Regions from separate parts of the Homo sapiens genome. Here region 2 is linked to region 1. Evidence: read pairs that join two places in POLR2A ChIA-PET (ENCODE). Cell type or tissue: Panc1. All regions are shown on one strand. Links, peaks and the distances in the headings refer to the core of each region. The heading gives the core; the rest is flanking DNA. Region 1 overlaps VTI1A (vesicle transport through interaction with t-SNAREs 1A). Region 2 overlaps LINC02935 (long intergenic non-protein coding RNA 2935).

Region 1 (8,334 bases), core at 301-8,300:
TGGCTCAGACATGGTATACAGGTGAGGGATGGGAATGATGAAGGGAGAGGAGGAACAGATTGTGGGCAGCCTTGGCCTGCTGGTAAGGAGCTTGAACCCTATTTTGAGGTGGGAGGAGCCACTGGAGAGTACTGAGAAGGGCAGTGACATGGTCAGATGGGTCTGCGTTTGAGAAAGACAAACTGGGGAAGGAATAGCATTTGAAAGGGGCAGGAGCAGTAAGAATGTAAATGAAGGCCAGGCACGGTGGCTCACGCCTGTAATCCCAGCACTTTGGGAGGCTGAGGTGGGTGAATCACCTGAGGTCAGGAGTTCGAGACCAGTCTGACCAACATGGTGAAACCCTGTCTCTACTAAAAATACAAAATTAGCTGGGTGTGGTGGTGCACCCCTGTAATCTCAGCTACTTGGGCTGAGGTAGGAGAATCACTTGAACCCAGGAGGCTGAGGTTGCAGTGAGCCGAGATCACACCACTGCACTCCAGCCTGGGCAACAAGTGTAAAACTCTCTCTTAAAATAAAATAAAATAAAATAAAATAAAATAAAATAAAATAAAATAATGTAAATGAGAACTGACTAGCAGTATTGCAAGTGTGGAATCCACAGGACTTAAAGAACAATTAGACAATAGGAGTGAGAGAAGGGAGAGGACCCAGCTGTTTCTCAGACTTCCATAGATGATGATGACATTACCCAAAACAGAGAACATATGAATAACTTTGACCAAATAATAAACACCACTACGCCAGAGAATGCCATAGTAAAACATTATGGCAAACTTAAAAAACTTCATGCTAAATGAAAGAAGCCAGTCACAAAAGGTCACATATTATGTGCTTCTATTTGTATGAAATATCCAGGGTGGGTAAATCCACGGAGACGGGGGCTGGGGGAATGGGAAGCAACTGTTTAATGGGCATGGGGTTGCCTTTTGGGGTGGTGAAAATGTTTTGGAACTAGGTAGACATGAGGGTTGCATAACATTGTAAATATACTGCATGCTATACTTTCAAATGGTTAATTTCATATGAATTTCAATTTTAAAACGATAAAAGCAAAGCAAAAAATAAAAAATAAAAAATCAAACCAAAAATAAAAAATCAAACCAAAACCCAAAAACACCATGGCAGCCCAAAAAGCCTTGTATTCCAGAGCTGAACGTGCCAGGAATCTCCTTTTAAACCCAGATAATCCCAGTAAGGAAAGAAACCTAAGGGAAGGACTGCTAGTGCCCATGCACTGAGCAGAATCACCTGGTCCCCAGTGGACACACTCCTTCCTAGCTGCTATTATGCACGTTTTGCTGGGAAGGCTGATAGCCTTGGAATTGGAGGTATGTTCTCTTCTTGGGGACCATCCACCTTTACTGTGTCAACTCTGGCTGACCTAGTAATGTGAGCAGTCAATCTGCCATGTGAAAACATATCAGAGGGAGGGGAAAAAGCAGCAAAGTACATCCAGAGAGAAGCATGTGGGTCAGGAAACAGTAAGAAAAACTTTCTGGCATTCATATTGGTCATCAGTAGCCCAAGGGGAATAAAGGGTTTCCTGATGCTCAGTGCATCATCAGGAAGATTAATTAACATTTGTAAAGGCCACACACAGTGTGAAAGGCCCAGTAATGGATCTCCAAAAGCCACAGTCCCTGCTTTCCAGAAGGTCATGAAACAAGGAGTGGAAAATATTCCCTAGAAGACAGAGCTGGATGACCTCGACCATGAAGAACATTGCAAAGAAACGACCGGGCTTGTCTGGGATTCTCTTCATTCTGAAGTTGAATCTGATCTGACAGATGTGGTGAGTAATTAAACCCTTGTCCATTCATAGTCTGAATGCTTGCACTGCACAGAGAATGGGGCAGGAATAATGAGAGGCACAGCCCCTCTGGGACTATTCAGGAGTGCTCAAATTTGCATGGTCACATGAACCCAAAGGAAGTGGATTATGCTGGCCTGGCCAGGAAGTAGAGACAGCCAAAGATTTCTGATTTGCATAAATCCTAAGGCTGGAAGGCAGAGAGGCTTAAAGGCTCTCAAAAAAGGCCAGATGTAGCTGCCTTCCCTAGAACCCAGCACATCTCTGTAGCTAGATGCCTTCTCACAAAGGCTGTACAGGTAATCAAACTTGTGATGTCATTTGCTCAAAAGTTTCATAAATATGTACTGTTAAGTTCCCCAAAAATGTGATTTTTACAAGTGAAGTTGCTGTACAGTCTCCTAGGGAATGGATTCTTTTAATTAGCTTGAAAAAAAGGTGATTCGGTAAAGGGTAATGCATTTTATTATGATTAATGCTGTCAAATAATTTCTAATGGTGTGACAAGGTGCTTAAGTAAAGAATTGTTTGTGGCTTTAAAAAATAGTTAATGCCTCTCAAAAAGGATTATTTTCTTTTTAAGTTTCAAATGAAGGCTACTAATTAATTAATCCATTTACATAAAAATGTCTTGGATCAGCTACCTGCAAAGATAAAGGATGAAATCTATCCTCTAATTGGAAAAAGAAAAACTGCTATAAAATATGTGGAATAAACATATGAAAGTAATCTACAAAAGGCAAATAGAAGTCATTAATTAAAAACTGACATCAAAAATTTCATTTCATTCTATGCAATATTAAAAATATTGGTGATGTCATATACTTAACTGAGTAATCTTCCTAAAATATGCCTTCTCATGTATGCTGTTTTATGCAGTTTTTTTTTTTTTTTTGAGATGGAGTTTCACTCTTGTTGCCCAGGCTGGAGTGTAGTGGCACGATCTCGGCTCACTGCAACCTCCACCTTCCAGGTTCAAGCGATTCTCCTGCCTCAGCCTCCTGAGTAGCTGGGATTACAGGTGCCTGCCACCATGCCTGGCTAATTTTTTTGTATTTTTAGTAGAGATGGGGTTTCGCCATGTTGGGCAGGCTGGTCTTAACTCCTGACCTCAGGTGATCCACCTGCCTTGGCCTCCCAAAGTCTTGGGATTACAGACGTGAGCCACCGGGCCTGGCCTTATGGAGTTTATTCACGGGAAGTCATGCAAAACTACATGGTGGTTTCAAGAAATTGGACTGAAATCTCCCTTCAGTTTTTCCCAAAATGTAGCTAACTTCATGTTATCTCCCAGATTCATAGACATCAGGCAACCAAGCTTGGTGAAAGCATTCCAACTTTTGCTCCCTTCAGTTCTGAACGAGTGCTACCCTTGATATAAACAGTCATTACAGACCCAGAATGCAACAAAGAAGGCAGATATTTACTAGTGAAAAACTGAAGTTCCTTAATCACTTTAATATATATAATCAAATGGAAATTATATATTACCCAGACTAATTATATATAATTTCTTGGCATCAGGTATAAACTATTCAGACTATCAAGGAAAAAAATAAAAAGATGCTTCTTTATAGCAGAATTTTTATTATAAAATATATCTCACAGCAAATCCCATCTTTTTAGTATCTGGTCTTTAGTCTTTGATGATTTCAGTTTGTTTTTCCAAATTTTTTTTCCAAGCTGAGGCTGTGCTGCCATTTTTGCAATTGGGATTGGTATTTTTATGATCACTTACTGGATTTATTATACGGTGGTTGAATAAACTGCTGACAAGAAAAGTGGAAAGGGAAAGAGAGAAAAGAGGAGAGAGTTAAAAAGCCAAGGAGATGGAAAAAGAAGAAAAAAGAGGGAAGAAAGAACAGGAAGGAAAGGGGGAAAGAGGTTAAAAAAAAAATCCTAAAAGTAGATGTTGTAATACATAGGAAAAAGAAACTCGGGCACCTGTCAAAGGGACTCCATGTGTCAGTGAACTGCAGGAGGTGACACTTAGGCATCCTGGCTGTACATCATCCCTCACTCTAAATGAATGTAAAGGTAGATCTTTATTCTTTTGGACTGACAAGATCACGCCACAAGGTGACTATCAATTGGCAGGGACTTCAACTTTACAAAGTTGTGCTGAAAGACAGAATTATCAATAAGCTCCTGAAGACACATTCTCACCAGGAGAAATGGAAAACTCAGGTTCTAGCCAAGTCCTTAAGAATGCAGAGGAAGGAGGGTCACAGAATGGAGGAAATCTCTGGTTTGCTGGTAGCTGTAACCTCTCCCCCTTAAAAAGCCCATCTTCACCTTTAAAATAATGCAGATTGTTCATGTATTCTTTGAAGGAGCTTAACATGACTTGTACAAAAGGCCAGCATAATTTTCCAGCTGTTTTGCTGAGAAATATGCCCTCTTCTATGGTCAGTGAGATTCAGCTCCAGAGAAGTGAAATAACTCAATCCAGGTGTTGCTGCTGGGGAGAGAGGTCCTGATGTTGGGGCCCCTGGATTGGAGGTCAGCATGCCCAGCCTTTGGCTGTGGAACTTTCTGGGGAGTATCAGGTTTGCTACGCACAAAGAGGGCTGGTAGAACTCTCCTGATCACAAGACATGACACTTGCCAGTACCACTAGAGCGCTGAAGAGGCGCAGGTTTCCTTTTCCCTGTCTTTGTAGATTACACCAAGGGTGTCCAGCCTGCAATCAGCTGATTTGAAAATGGAGTGCCCACCTGACTGTATTTCAATTGCTTCATATCCCCATCAACAACAATGGATCAGCCCACAGGAGGTGCTGACCCTTCACTGCTTGTGCCTCGTAAGAGATCTCTTGGAAGTGCTCATCAATTTGCGTGTGTTTTTCTTGTTACTTCTGTTGTATATTTCGCATGTGGTCTATTTCATAATGAGAAAAGTCTTCCTAAGATTCTACACAGAGCTATAACTTCTTAACCTTATGGAGTCTAAGTTTCTTTAACTGTAAAATTGAGACAGTTCCTATTTGTGGGGATTGTTGATAATTAAAAAATAAGCATGTTGCTTAGCACAAAAAAGGCACACAAGAAGTGGTAAACATCACAATTACTACCACAGAAAAAGAAGTGCAAAAAGTTGTTTAGGGCTATGAAAACATCTTTATTTTCATATTTTTATTCCCAGAGGTTTAAAATGTTCAGGTCTGTTTGCATTCTTTTTGGTCTCTGCTGCTATCAACACATTATTTAAAGAGTGTTAGAAAAGTTAATCCAAGAGAAACACACTTTTGGTCATTGGCCTCTTTAAGTGACACCTTTTTCATTAATTATTACCTTTCAGTGACAGTGCTGTGGCCAATTTCCATTCCCTCTGTTGGCCTGTATGAGTTCTAGGGTAAAAAGTGGTTTGGAACCTTTTTAGTCAAGGAGCAAAGAAGGCTATTTTTTTAAACTTTTAAGAAAAAAAATCAAAACCACCCAAACCAAAACCCCTAAAAGGCATCATGGTTGTTAAGGCTGAGAAGTTAGACCTGGTTCTGAGACCAGCTCGGCCACTTACGGAGGGCATGATCTGAGTTAGTTGTTTCCTTACTTATAAAATGGTATAATAAAAACATTGATCTCTTAGGCCTATTGTGCAGATTAAAAAAAAATCTACTAACATAAAATGCATAGCCCCATGCCTGGTACATACAATGGTTACCATAATCATGCTACTATCAATAACCATAAAACTCCATACAGGAGTCAGGGCATTGGTGCAGTGAACATTTGTTGTTAGATATTGTCCGAGAACACTAGGGGTAGCCTGAGCCCCTAATTACCCCCAAGTATGATTCTATTTTTTTTCTTCCATTTCAGGAAATTCATTTGTACTTGAAAATAGTCATTAAGCTGAGCCCTTTGTGATGCATGTGTTTAAAAAATGTGGTGGTGACACCTGGGTTATCAGTCTCTTTATTTGCAAAGACAAAGGTCACATCAGACTTTAGCTATTGTGCATTTCTGGGCCCACATACTGTGGACAAGCTCCTTTATCCCTTCAATGTCCCATGCATGGTAAGCAGGACAACTGTTTCCTTTTTATTAGATAGGGCAAACGGCCTGTGTTGTTCAAAAGGGATGTTAAAAAGCAAAGTTATTTCCACAAAATTTATAGCTCACTTAGTTGTTGATAAACATAAACCAGGTGTCACTCTTGCAACACATACCCAGACACCCTCTACTACTGATTTCACCAGCTGTGCAACATATTCTCAATTTTTCTTCTTTTACTTTTAGCAGATAATGTTTCTGAATCCACTCATTTTGAGGGGGGTGGGGGGAAGAAAAGAAAGAAGGAAACCTGTCTCTTTACGCAGGGACTGGTTCCACAGAACCTGAGAAACTTTCCTGAGGTAAAATCCCTTTCTCTGGTTAGTGAGACAGCCGGTGACTTCGGGTTCAGACTGTCCCCCCAGCAGCCTGCTGTGTCACAGATGTGCTGCTAGGGGTGTGGAATGGACCCTACTGGGTATGGGGGTGGTGAAGAGGGGCTGTGAGGTTGGGATTAAACCCCTCCTTAAGTTGGTCGGTCCTCAGGCCGCCTGGTAACTTTCTACAAGCCCAGTTTTTAAAGGCAAGATTTTCAAAGAACAGATTTTACTAATTCTGGATCCTTAGGGAAGACAGAAAGAGATGACATAAAGGGGTAAGAGAAGGGAAAAACTAGGCAGAGAATGCATGACCATATCTCGTTTGCCTTTCATTTATAATAAACTCTTATTCTGTCAATTAAGTAAATTATATTCTTCCCACTGTGACTATCATTATACTTGAGACCACTCTAGTTTTTCTGCCCTGTAAATGGATCACATTTGTTACTGACTTGTTAATTCATACAACATGTACACTGAAATACAAACCGTCCCGAAAGCCTCACAACTTCCACAGTGAGGACCAGCTCTTTAAGATTATTCTATTTATTTCACATTCTATGAGAATATTCAGTGAAGTTAATGACTGCTTATAATTTATTTCCTATCATATTTTTTTCATGTAAGTAGCTTCAACTTCCTAGGAATTATAAAAAAAATTTTTTTTTTCCCTGCAGGGTATCATTAGGGAATAAATGTGGTTTCTTCTTTTGGGCAACAGTTTTGCTCTGCTCACCTTTCAGCAAAGATTTACTGAATACCAACTCTATGCCTTGTTCTAGGTATACTTTGTAGAAGTATAGAGTGGAGAAAGACAGGCTAAAACAACAAGGTAGTAGGGTGAGTAAAGGTACTCTGGGTTTCATGTTGTTGCTTCTTAGACTATCTGAAATGAAGGACCAGTTTGTGCTTTGGTTTTTAATTTCCAACCTGTTGACAACTGATGGGGGGGCCTTTTTGCATGACTGCTATGCAGCTCCCACTGCGTGCAACTCACCTTGTGAACTCATCAGCACCCAAAATGCTTTGTACCCTATTCAATGAGACAAGTCCAAGGACCATATGCTTGCATGTTGTGACCACATCAAATTGCTATAAATTTTTTTAGATGCCTGTTCTCAGTTTCTACATTTATGATGTCACGGAATGACATCAAATAGTTCATAGACTGGCACCAGGAGTACTTCTATACCAAAGAATAAATAATGTTGAGTGGAGTGATTTGAAACTGACCCCCCGGTATCAGCTATATGCCTTCTTGTTCAGACTCACCTCCAAACCCTGCAGCCTCCAACAAGCCAGTGCACATCAGGATCTAGTCTATGAAAACAAATGAAACTCCAAGATACCCTGAGCTCCTTGAAGCCCATGAAATTGTCTGTAAAATTTTGTGTATATGTACATTTTTCCAGAGAGAGGTTCTATAGTTTTCATCAAATGTACAAATAGGTATGTGGCCTCAAAATGGTTAAGATAAACTAACTCCTTAACACTTTTTCATTACCTGGCAACCCTAGTTAAGAATTTCAACTTGCAACTGCCCATGCTTCCTAGGAAACACACACACCTGAGGGGATTGTTGGTTTTATGAAGCCTTCCTGGGTCTGGGGCCAGGACTGCCTGTTTCCATGGTGTTTCAAAGCATGGTTGTTCTGGGTTAAGAACAAGACTAAATTTGTCTACTGACGGCTTGGACAGCAACAGGAGGTTGACTCCCTTCAAGAAATAAAAACATAAAAATAGTCTGTGTAAGAAAGGGTACCATTATTCTTCAACATTAGAGAAGTGTTCCCCACTCTGGTGTCTTAGAAGCCCAGAGATGAGCTGGGGTATCTGATTTAGAAGGAGAGGATGAAGGCATTGAGAGAAGCAGCAGGATCTGGTTGGAGAAGGAGGTGGAATCACAGGGAGCACTGGCCATTATAAGACTGTGTGGGGAGGGAGCATCCAGGTGGAACCAGATGCCTACGGACAGCAGGACGATGAGATACCAAGGAAGACTGCGTTACCACTCCAACATAAACATAACCATTTCAGGGGAAATCTACCCTTGGTGTCTAGACTGAAGTCTTTATATACTATTTCCTAAGGAAAGGAATCAGGATTCCTTGTAAAAATAGTTGCTTCCAGGTTTGGGCCAGGA
Region 2 (8,334 bases), core at 277-8,276, 170 kb before region 1:
CATGGTGCCTTTAACAAGGCAGTAAGTATCGGACCAGGAAACGAGTACCTCTGGGTACTAATCCCAGTTCTCACCCAAACCTCTGTGGATCCAACTTAACTTCGCTGCATCCCACGCATGAGAAGTCAGAGGCATAGTTCTAAGTCCTCGACCTGTATGAACTCATTCAGTCCTCATCTCTTCGAGGCAGACACTACTGTTGTCCCTATTACAGAGGAGGAAACTCAGGCAGAGAGGTTCGGTTACTTCAGGCTGACTTCAGAGACTTCAGGCTTAATCATGACATATGGCTACCCTTGAGGCCACATAGCACAGTGGTTGTAGCATAGACTCTGGAGTCAGAATTCTGTGGGTTCAAATCCTGGCTCCGTTGCTTGGAAGCTCTGTGACTAAGTTACCTCTTAAGGAGGAAAAAAAAGCTGTGTTAGTAACAGTGATTGGCTATAGTTATGTGTGTTCCAGATATTGCACAGGACATGATATTGCATGGGACATGCTTACACTAAAAAAAATCAAATTGAACGGACGTCCTGAATCTTATCTGGCAACTGTTTTTTTTTTTTTTTTTGAGAGAGAGTCTCGCTCTTGTTGCCCAGGCTGGAGTGCAATGGTGCTATCTCAGTTCGCTGTAACCTCCACTTCCTGGGTTCCAGAGATTCTCCTGCCTCAGTCTCCTGAGTAGCTGGGATTACAGGCATGTGCCACCATGCCCGGCTGATTTTTATTTTTTAGTAGAGACACGGTTTCTCCACGTTGGTCAGGCTGGTCTCGAACTCCTGACCTCAGGTGATCCGCCCACCTCGGCCTCCCAAAGTGCTGGGATTACAGGCATGAACCAGCACATCCAGCCTTATCTGGCAATCTTATATAGGAAGTACTTGGCACAGTGCCTGGCAGGTTAGAAATATCAAGAGATGAGAGGTGTCTCTATTGGGAATGCAGCTCTGAATGCCAGCTTGGTGGGTCTGCAGAGTGCCACTTGCAAGGAGGACCAGATTGAGACGTTCTAGGCCACCAGAGTTGGTCGAGCCTCAGTGGCTGTTTCTGAAGGCTGAGGAGAAGCCCAGGGCTGACTTTGGCTGGGGAAGAAGTGGAATCTGAAGGCAGAGCTTTGGCCTTCATCTCAGCTTTGGCCCCTGCTCTGGGTTTTGCAGTCCCCACGTAACCCTGGTGTCTGGTCTGCCTACAGAGCCTCCAGGGTAGTCCTGAGGGACTGAGCCAGGCCCATTCAGTGCCTCCTTAGCCCCGGGAGGCCAGTGCTGCTGCCATATTAACAGTTCCTGGCGGCCGCCTGGCCAGGAGGACAGCATGTCCCCAGGCCTTGGAGCACACGAAGTGATCTCTAACTAGATGTTCCCGGAACATTCTGCCGCAGTCACACAGTGCAGGAGGGAAAGTGAAAAAACAAAACACCAAAAATACCCTGGGCTCTGCACGAGGATGAGCAAAAGGGAAGGAAGAAAGGAAAACAGACCTGAAATGGAGGTTTGCACCGAGTCACACTGGGTTTAAGGGCAAACCTACAAAGAGGACGGAGGCACCCTTCAGAGCCTAAAGTCTTTCTACCATCATCTTGTCTGCCCTTACTAGAGAGCTGTTCATCCGAGACTCCAACACCTTCCAGGCCCTCTCTTCTAGACCCAGCAGCCCTTGGCAGTTCACACTCTCTGCAGAGATCTACCATCCAAGACCTTCCCAGCAGGTCCCGGGTGCCTGCAACAACGTGGGCAGGTTGTCTTAACCACTGACTGCCTCGGTTCTTCAATTGGCTAAGTTGGGATAACACCATAGTACTACTCACTCAGTAAACTCACAGCTTTTCCTCAGTGTTGCCTAATAACATAGTTGTTAAGACCACGGGTTTGTTTGTTTGTTTTGAGACAGAGTCTCACTCTGTCACCCAGGCTGGAGTGCAGTGGCGCGATCTCGGCTCATTACAACCTCCGCCTCCTGGGTTCAAGTGATTCTCCTGCCTCAGCCTCCCAAGTAGCTGGGACTACAAGCACATGCCACCACGCCCGGCTAATTTTTGTATTTGTGGTAGAGACGGGGTTTCACCATGTTGGTCAGGCTGGTCTCAAACTCCTGACCTTGTGATCCGCCCACCTTGGCCTGACAAAGTGCTGGGATTATAGGTGTGAGCCACTGTGCCCAGTCTAGAGCATGGGTTTTTAAGATAGACCAAACTTTGCATTCTGGCTTTGCTGCTTACCTGCGCTTTGGGGCAAGTGTGCTGTCAACCTCTTTGTGCCTCAGTTTCCTTAGCTGTAAAAAGGATCTGCTCACACCTCTGCTTCATTGGACTGTTGTAAGGAACCAGCTCACATATTCAGGTGTTTCCTGGAGATGCCTCTGAGTTCCCTGGAGATGCGGTGACCAACAGGCAAAGCGTGGTCTCATTCCTGGCCAGCACTCTGGCTCATATGATGTACTGAGCACTTCCAGGGTACTAATAAGAAGCACACGAGAAACAGATACAATTGACAATATTCTATGCCCTCCAGGGTTTTACAGTGTGGTTGGGAAGACAGACCATTAAATCATTAGAGAAAAAGATACAAATACTTTCCTATAATTACGCACAGAGTGGGTGGCTCCAAGTGTAAATGCCTTGGACTGTCATGGAGGGAGGAAGAATAACAGGGAGGGTGCAGGAGGTAAGGCTGGGATGCTGGGAGAATGTGAGTGGGACAACTGGCTGACGAGGAAACCTTCAGGATGATGCTCCACCAGTTGCCCAAGGAGAAGCCCCCAGGGTACAAAGCGAGTCACCCTTACCTTGTTCTTTAGGTTAACAATTTTTTATTTTTTATTTTGAGACAGAATCTCACTGTGTCGCCAGGCTGGAGTGCAGTGGCACGATCTCGGCTCACTGCAACCTCCACCTCCTGGGTTCAGGCGATTCTCCTGTCTCAGCCTCCCAAGTAGCTGGGACTTCAGGTGCCTGCCACCACGCCTAGCTAATTTTTGTATTTTTAGTAGAGACGGGGTTTCACCATGTTGGCCAGGATGGTCTCGATCTCCTGACCTCGTGATCTGCCCGCCTTGGCCTCCCAAAGTGCTGGGATTACAGGCGTGAGCCACCGCACCCAGCCTAGATTAACATTTTTAAAAAAGATCCCAATCCAAGTCATGTGCTTGCAATAGTTATTGCTCCTTATCCATCAAGGACATTCCATTTCATCATTCAGATACCTGCACACAGCCCCAACAGCCTCTTTGCAGTAGATTGGAAAAGACAGAACTATCTCTGCCTCCATTCATAGCACAGCCTTTGCGGGTAGACTCACCACAGGTGCCCCCAGGCCTCCTCCCTGAACCACCTGTTTATTCCTTAGGATCACAATCCTGTGTTATACTTGGTGAAGGGCACAAAGAAATAGCAGACAGGGCCCGGCTGTCAAGCTGCTTCTAGTCTAACCAGGGGACATAAAACTCAATTTTTGCTTCTCTTGGCTTCTAATAGTTCATCAGGGTGGTCCTGTGTGTAGTTAAATCCCTTCTTGGGGGCACTCAGGTGAAGTCTTGTTCCTTCTGGATGTTTCTATGATTGGAACAGCTCAGTATAGATCCCAATGGGATTTCTTTCATATGTATCATTTTTGGTGAATTCCCTAATAACCCAGTGAGAAAGGCAGAGAGATGTTACATAATTCCACACCCACCCCCCCCCGCCTTTTTTTTTTTTTTTTTTTTTTTGGCACAGTCTCACTCTGTTGCCCAGTCTGGAGTGCAGTGGTGCCATCTCAGCTCACTGCAACCTCTCCCTCCCAGGTTCAAGCGATTCCTGTGCCTCAGCCTCCTGAGTAGCTGGGATTACAGATGCATGCCACTACACCTGGTTATTTTTTTGTATTTTTAGTAGAGATGGGGTTTCACCATGTTGGCTAGGCTGGTCTCAAACTCCTGACCTCATGTGATTCACCCGCCTCAGCCTTTCAAAGTGCTGGGATTACAGGCATGAACCATCGCGCCTGGCCCCAATGGGTTTTCTTTCATGTGTATCATTTTTGGTGAATTCCCCAAAAACCCAGTGAAAAAGGCAGGGAGATATTACCATAATTCCCATTTAACAGAAATCTGAGTTCCAGAGAAAGAAAATGACCTGCCCTGGGTGACTCAGCTGAAACTTGAACTTTCATTTCCTGGCTATAAATCAGCAACATTCTCAACATCGTTATCATCTCACCTCCTATGTAGCTCCTTGAAGGCAGGGTGTGTTTCTACACATCTCTGTCTCTCTTGTATAACCTATATTTTATGCAGTGGTGTGCTGGTAAATGTTTAACAACTGGCTCTCTGAGGAAATACATTTCTGATTTGTAGCAGTTGCCAATTTCGGTAGTGTAAATAGTCCCATCATGGCTGACTTCAAGCTACCAATGTGACATCAGCCACTTCAGAAATTCCTGAAAACTTGCTGGCCATGATAGCTCATACCTGTAATCTCAGCACTTTGGGAGGCTGAGGTGGGCAGATCACTTGAGGCCAGGAGTTTGAGACCAGCCTGGCCAACATGGTGGAACCCTGTCTCTACTAAAAAATACAAAAATTATCCAGGCATGGTGGTGCATGACTGCAATCCCAGCTACTCGGGAGGCTGAGGCATGAGATTTGCTTGAGCCCAGGAGGCAAGGGTTGCAGTGGGCTGAGAGTGTGCCATTGCACTCCAGCCTGGATGACAGAGGAAAACTGTCTCAAAAAATAAAAAATAAATTAAAAGGCCGGGTACAGTGGCTCACGCCTGTAATCCCACTACTTTGGGAAGCTGAGGCAGGTGGATCACCTGTGGTCAGGAGCTTGAGAGCAGCCTGGCCAACATGGTGAAACCCCATTTCTACTAAAAATACAAAAAAATTAGCCGGGTGTGGTGGCGTGTGCCTGTAACCCCAGCTACTTGGGAGTCTAAGGCAGGAGAATCCCTTGACCCTGGGAGGTGGAGGTTGCAGTGAGCTGAGATCCCGCCATTGCACTCCAGCCTGGTTGACAGAGCAAGACTCTGTCTCAAATAATAATAATAATAATAATGAATAAATTTAAGAAAAAAATCCTGAAAACTTAATAATTGTTTCCTAGAAGCTAGTATGAGCTGGTTCCAGCGTACTGCTATTTGTAGAGAACCTTACATATAATGGGACTCAGAGATATTTGATGCATTCAGTGATTATGATGCTCCTCCTTCCATTCAAATTCAAATACTCTGGGGGTGGAAGAAGATGCTCCCAGTTTACCCTGAAGGATGGATGGGATCTCCAGGGCTTGGGATTGTCTGGACCTGCAGCTCCCCTGAGATCAAGTAACATCGCTGGTTGGAGGTCTATGGTGCTGACAGAGAAGGAGGGAAAAACAGATTTAGAGAGGAAGGAATGAAACAATATGGGTGAAAAGAAGAGAAAAAGAAAGAGAAGACAGAAGTGAGGAAGGAAGGGAAGGAGGGAGACAGGGAGGAAGAGGAAAAGGAAGGAAAGGAGGGAGGGAAGAAGAAGGAAAGAAGGGAAGGAAGGAAGAAAAGAAAGAAGGAAGGAAGGAAGGAAGGAAGGAAGGAAGGAAGGAAGGAAAGGTGGCTTATAAGATGAATACTGGTAGAGGGAGAGTCTCCTGTGACCACTTCTAGCAAGCACCTGCATTTCAATGTCTAGTGCATAGTAGGTGCTCAGTAAATATTGCTGGCCAAGGATCCAGTCATGCTCTGCTTCTGCTATTCCTGTGTCTGATCTTATCTCCCAATGAGATTCTTTTTTTTTTTTTTTAAATGGAGTCTTGCCATGTCGCCCAGGCTGGAGTGCAGTGGCATGATCTCAACTCACTGCAACCTCTGCCTCGCGGGTTCAAGCAATTCTCCTGCCTCAGCCTCCCTAGTAACTGGGATTACAGGTGCACACCACCATGCCTGGCTAATTGTTGTATTTTTAGAAGAGACAGGGGTTTCACTATGTTGCCCAGGCTGGTCTCAAACTCCTGACCTCAAGTGATCCGCCCGCCTTGGCCTTCCAAGGTGCTGGGATTACAGGTGTGAGCCACCTGCCTGGCCCTATCTCCCAGTGAGATTCTAAGATCTTGGAAAGCAAAGACCGTATCATTCGTTTCTTACCCACAATAGAACTGCCTCTACTCAAAGGGGTTACTGATATTATTTAAATTCTCATTACAATTTTGCAATACAGAAAACAGGCTCAGCAAGATCAAGTAAATTGTTCACATTTACACAGCTATTTTAGGTGGTGGGGCCAAGATTCAAACTCTCTGCTCTTTCATGCTACTTCTGAAAGGACCTGAAATCTTTCTGACAAATGAATAGTGTATTTGTCTTCTCACCAAGATGGAGACTTCCATTTCCTTTCTTTTCTATAGTAGCCATTTTTCATTTGTCACGGGAGCCCCAGTAAGAACCTAAGTACTGATGCAAGCATATAACTCATATTCTCCAAACCTTAGCCTTTGTGCACTGGCTACTAACCCATGGTGGTCATGACATTATGAGACTTCATAAACACCCACCTCATTCCATAGAGCACATAGTAGACAAGGGCTCAGGGAGAGAGCAGATGCACCTCTGGATTTTTCCACTGCAAGGATTATTACATAGTCTCACTCATTAACAACCCTATGAGGTGGATGTTGCCAGACCCCTTTTACCATTGGGAAAACTGAGGCTTATAGAGCTTAGCATTTGGGAGGATTTGGGAGCAGGTAGTTTATTCAGGAGGCGATCCCAGGAAGCACCAGTAAGGGAGCAGGGAAGGAAGAGACATTGCAGGTGCTGTTATGGACAACTGAGGCTTCATCCTGCTGGGGGCCTTCCGAGGAACCAGTGCTTTGTGTCATCTCTTGTCCCCAAAGGGACGAGGAAGCTGAGATGCTTAGCCAACAGCCTCTGGCCCTCTTTGGGGGATGCCTTCTCTGGAGGGGTTAAATCTAGGGCACTCTGCTTGCCCTACTCAAGATTGAGCAAGTTCTCTTGGAACCAAGGGGAGACCCTGGGCACTTGAGGGTGGAGACTGTCAGCAGGCACAGGGAATGGCGGGTGACCTTGAAGGTGAGCCAGGGGAATATGGGGCGTGTTTGATCAAGGTCATACCTGCCCAGGGTCTTGCTGAGAGGAGAAGGAGCCAAACTGGGATTCAAATGCAGGTCTAGGCCGGGTGCGGTGGCTTACGCCTGTATTTCCAGCACTTTGGGAGGCCAAGGCAGATGGAGCGCTTGAGCCCAGCAGTTTGAGACCAGCCTGGGCAACATGGTAAAACACTGTCTCTACAAAAATACAAAAATTGGCCAAGCATGGTGGCTCCTGCCTGTAGTCCCAGCTACTTGGGCGGCTGAGGTGGGAGGGTCACTGAAGCCTGGGAGGTTGAGGCTGCGGTAAGCTGCAATCACGCTACTGCACTCCAGTCTGGGTGACAGAGGGAGACCCTATTTCAAATAAAGAAATAAAAGCAAAACCAAAAACAAATGCTAGCGTGTTTAATGCCAAAACTCATTTTCCTTCTGTGACACCAATCACTTAAGCCCAGTGAAGGAGTTAAAGTCCACACACCAGCCGGGCACAGTGGCTCATGCCTCTATTCCTAGCACTTTGGGAGGCTGAGGTGGGCGGATCACCTGAGGTCAGGAGTTCGAGACCAGCCTGCCCAACATGGTGAAACCCCATCTCCACTAAAAATACAAAAAAAGAAAAAGAAAAAAAAATTAGCCGGGCAAGATGGTGGGTGTCTGTAATCCCACCTACTTGGGAGGCTGAGGCAGGAGAATTGCTTGAGCCTGGGAGGCAGAGGTTGCAGGGAGCCGAGATTGCACTATTGCACTCCAGCCTGGGAGACAAGACCAAGACTCTGTCTCAAAAAAAAAAAAAAAAAAGTCCACAGACCTTGGAGGTGGACTGGGTAGGCTGGTGAGAAGAGTAGGGGTCAAAGATAGGTTGTCACCTAGGGTGGAGGCCTGTCTAGTCCTAACAAGGGCAAGAGGTGCTGTCATTAGCATCTCCTGCACACTCAGGAGCATAGAAAAGCCCCTGTCCCAAATGTAATTACCAGCACTTAGAGTGTGAGTGGAGGCAGGATCTATGAGTAGCAAAATACACAAGGGACGCAAGAGTCACACTTTCCAGATTAAAGAATGAAGGACAAGATGTGGAATAGCCTGGGATGATATTAATGACACTAACCACTGCTTCCTCCACATTTTGAACTTTTCTGAAGCACCAAGCTACATCTTTACATATCCCAGGGTCAGCCACATTTTCTGCAAAGGTCTAACAGGTAAATACCTTAGGCTTTGAGAGCTGCAGGGCCTCTGCTACTCAGCTCCACTGTTGTAGCATGCAAACAGCCATGGACA

Evidence for each region. Peaks named below come from ENCODE experiments on the same cell type or tissue, not always from the same donor. Only the 100,000 strongest peaks of a DNase experiment are listed, where the experiment ranks them.
Region 2: POLR2A ChIA-PET joins it to region 1 with 26 read pairs; 3 of 35 experiments call an interaction of 5 or more read pairs at or near these places.

Annotation. Positions count from the first base shown.
Region 1 is chr10:112,725,953-112,734,286 of GRCh38, reverse strand. All of the region lies in intron 7 of VTI1A (vesicle transport through interaction with t-SNAREs 1A), which reads right to left. Among named protein-coding and RNA genes, the nearest start is that of MIR4295, 96 kb to the right of the region's middle. RefSeq lists an enhancer at 1,438-1,939. In Panc1, for the core only: no CTCF peak of the experiment used is centred there; no DNase peak of the experiment used is centred there; H3K27ac peaks cover 244 bases.
Region 2 is chr10:112,900,092-112,908,425 of GRCh38, reverse strand. It overlaps LINC02935 (long intergenic non-protein coding RNA 2935), which reads right to left. Exons shown (of 3, transcript XR_001747706.2): 2 at 2,213-2,449. Among named protein-coding and RNA genes, the nearest start is that of LINC02935, 13 kb to the right of the region's middle. RefSeq lists an enhancer at 6,662-7,162. In Panc1, for the core only: no CTCF peak of the experiment used is centred there; no DNase peak of the experiment used is centred there.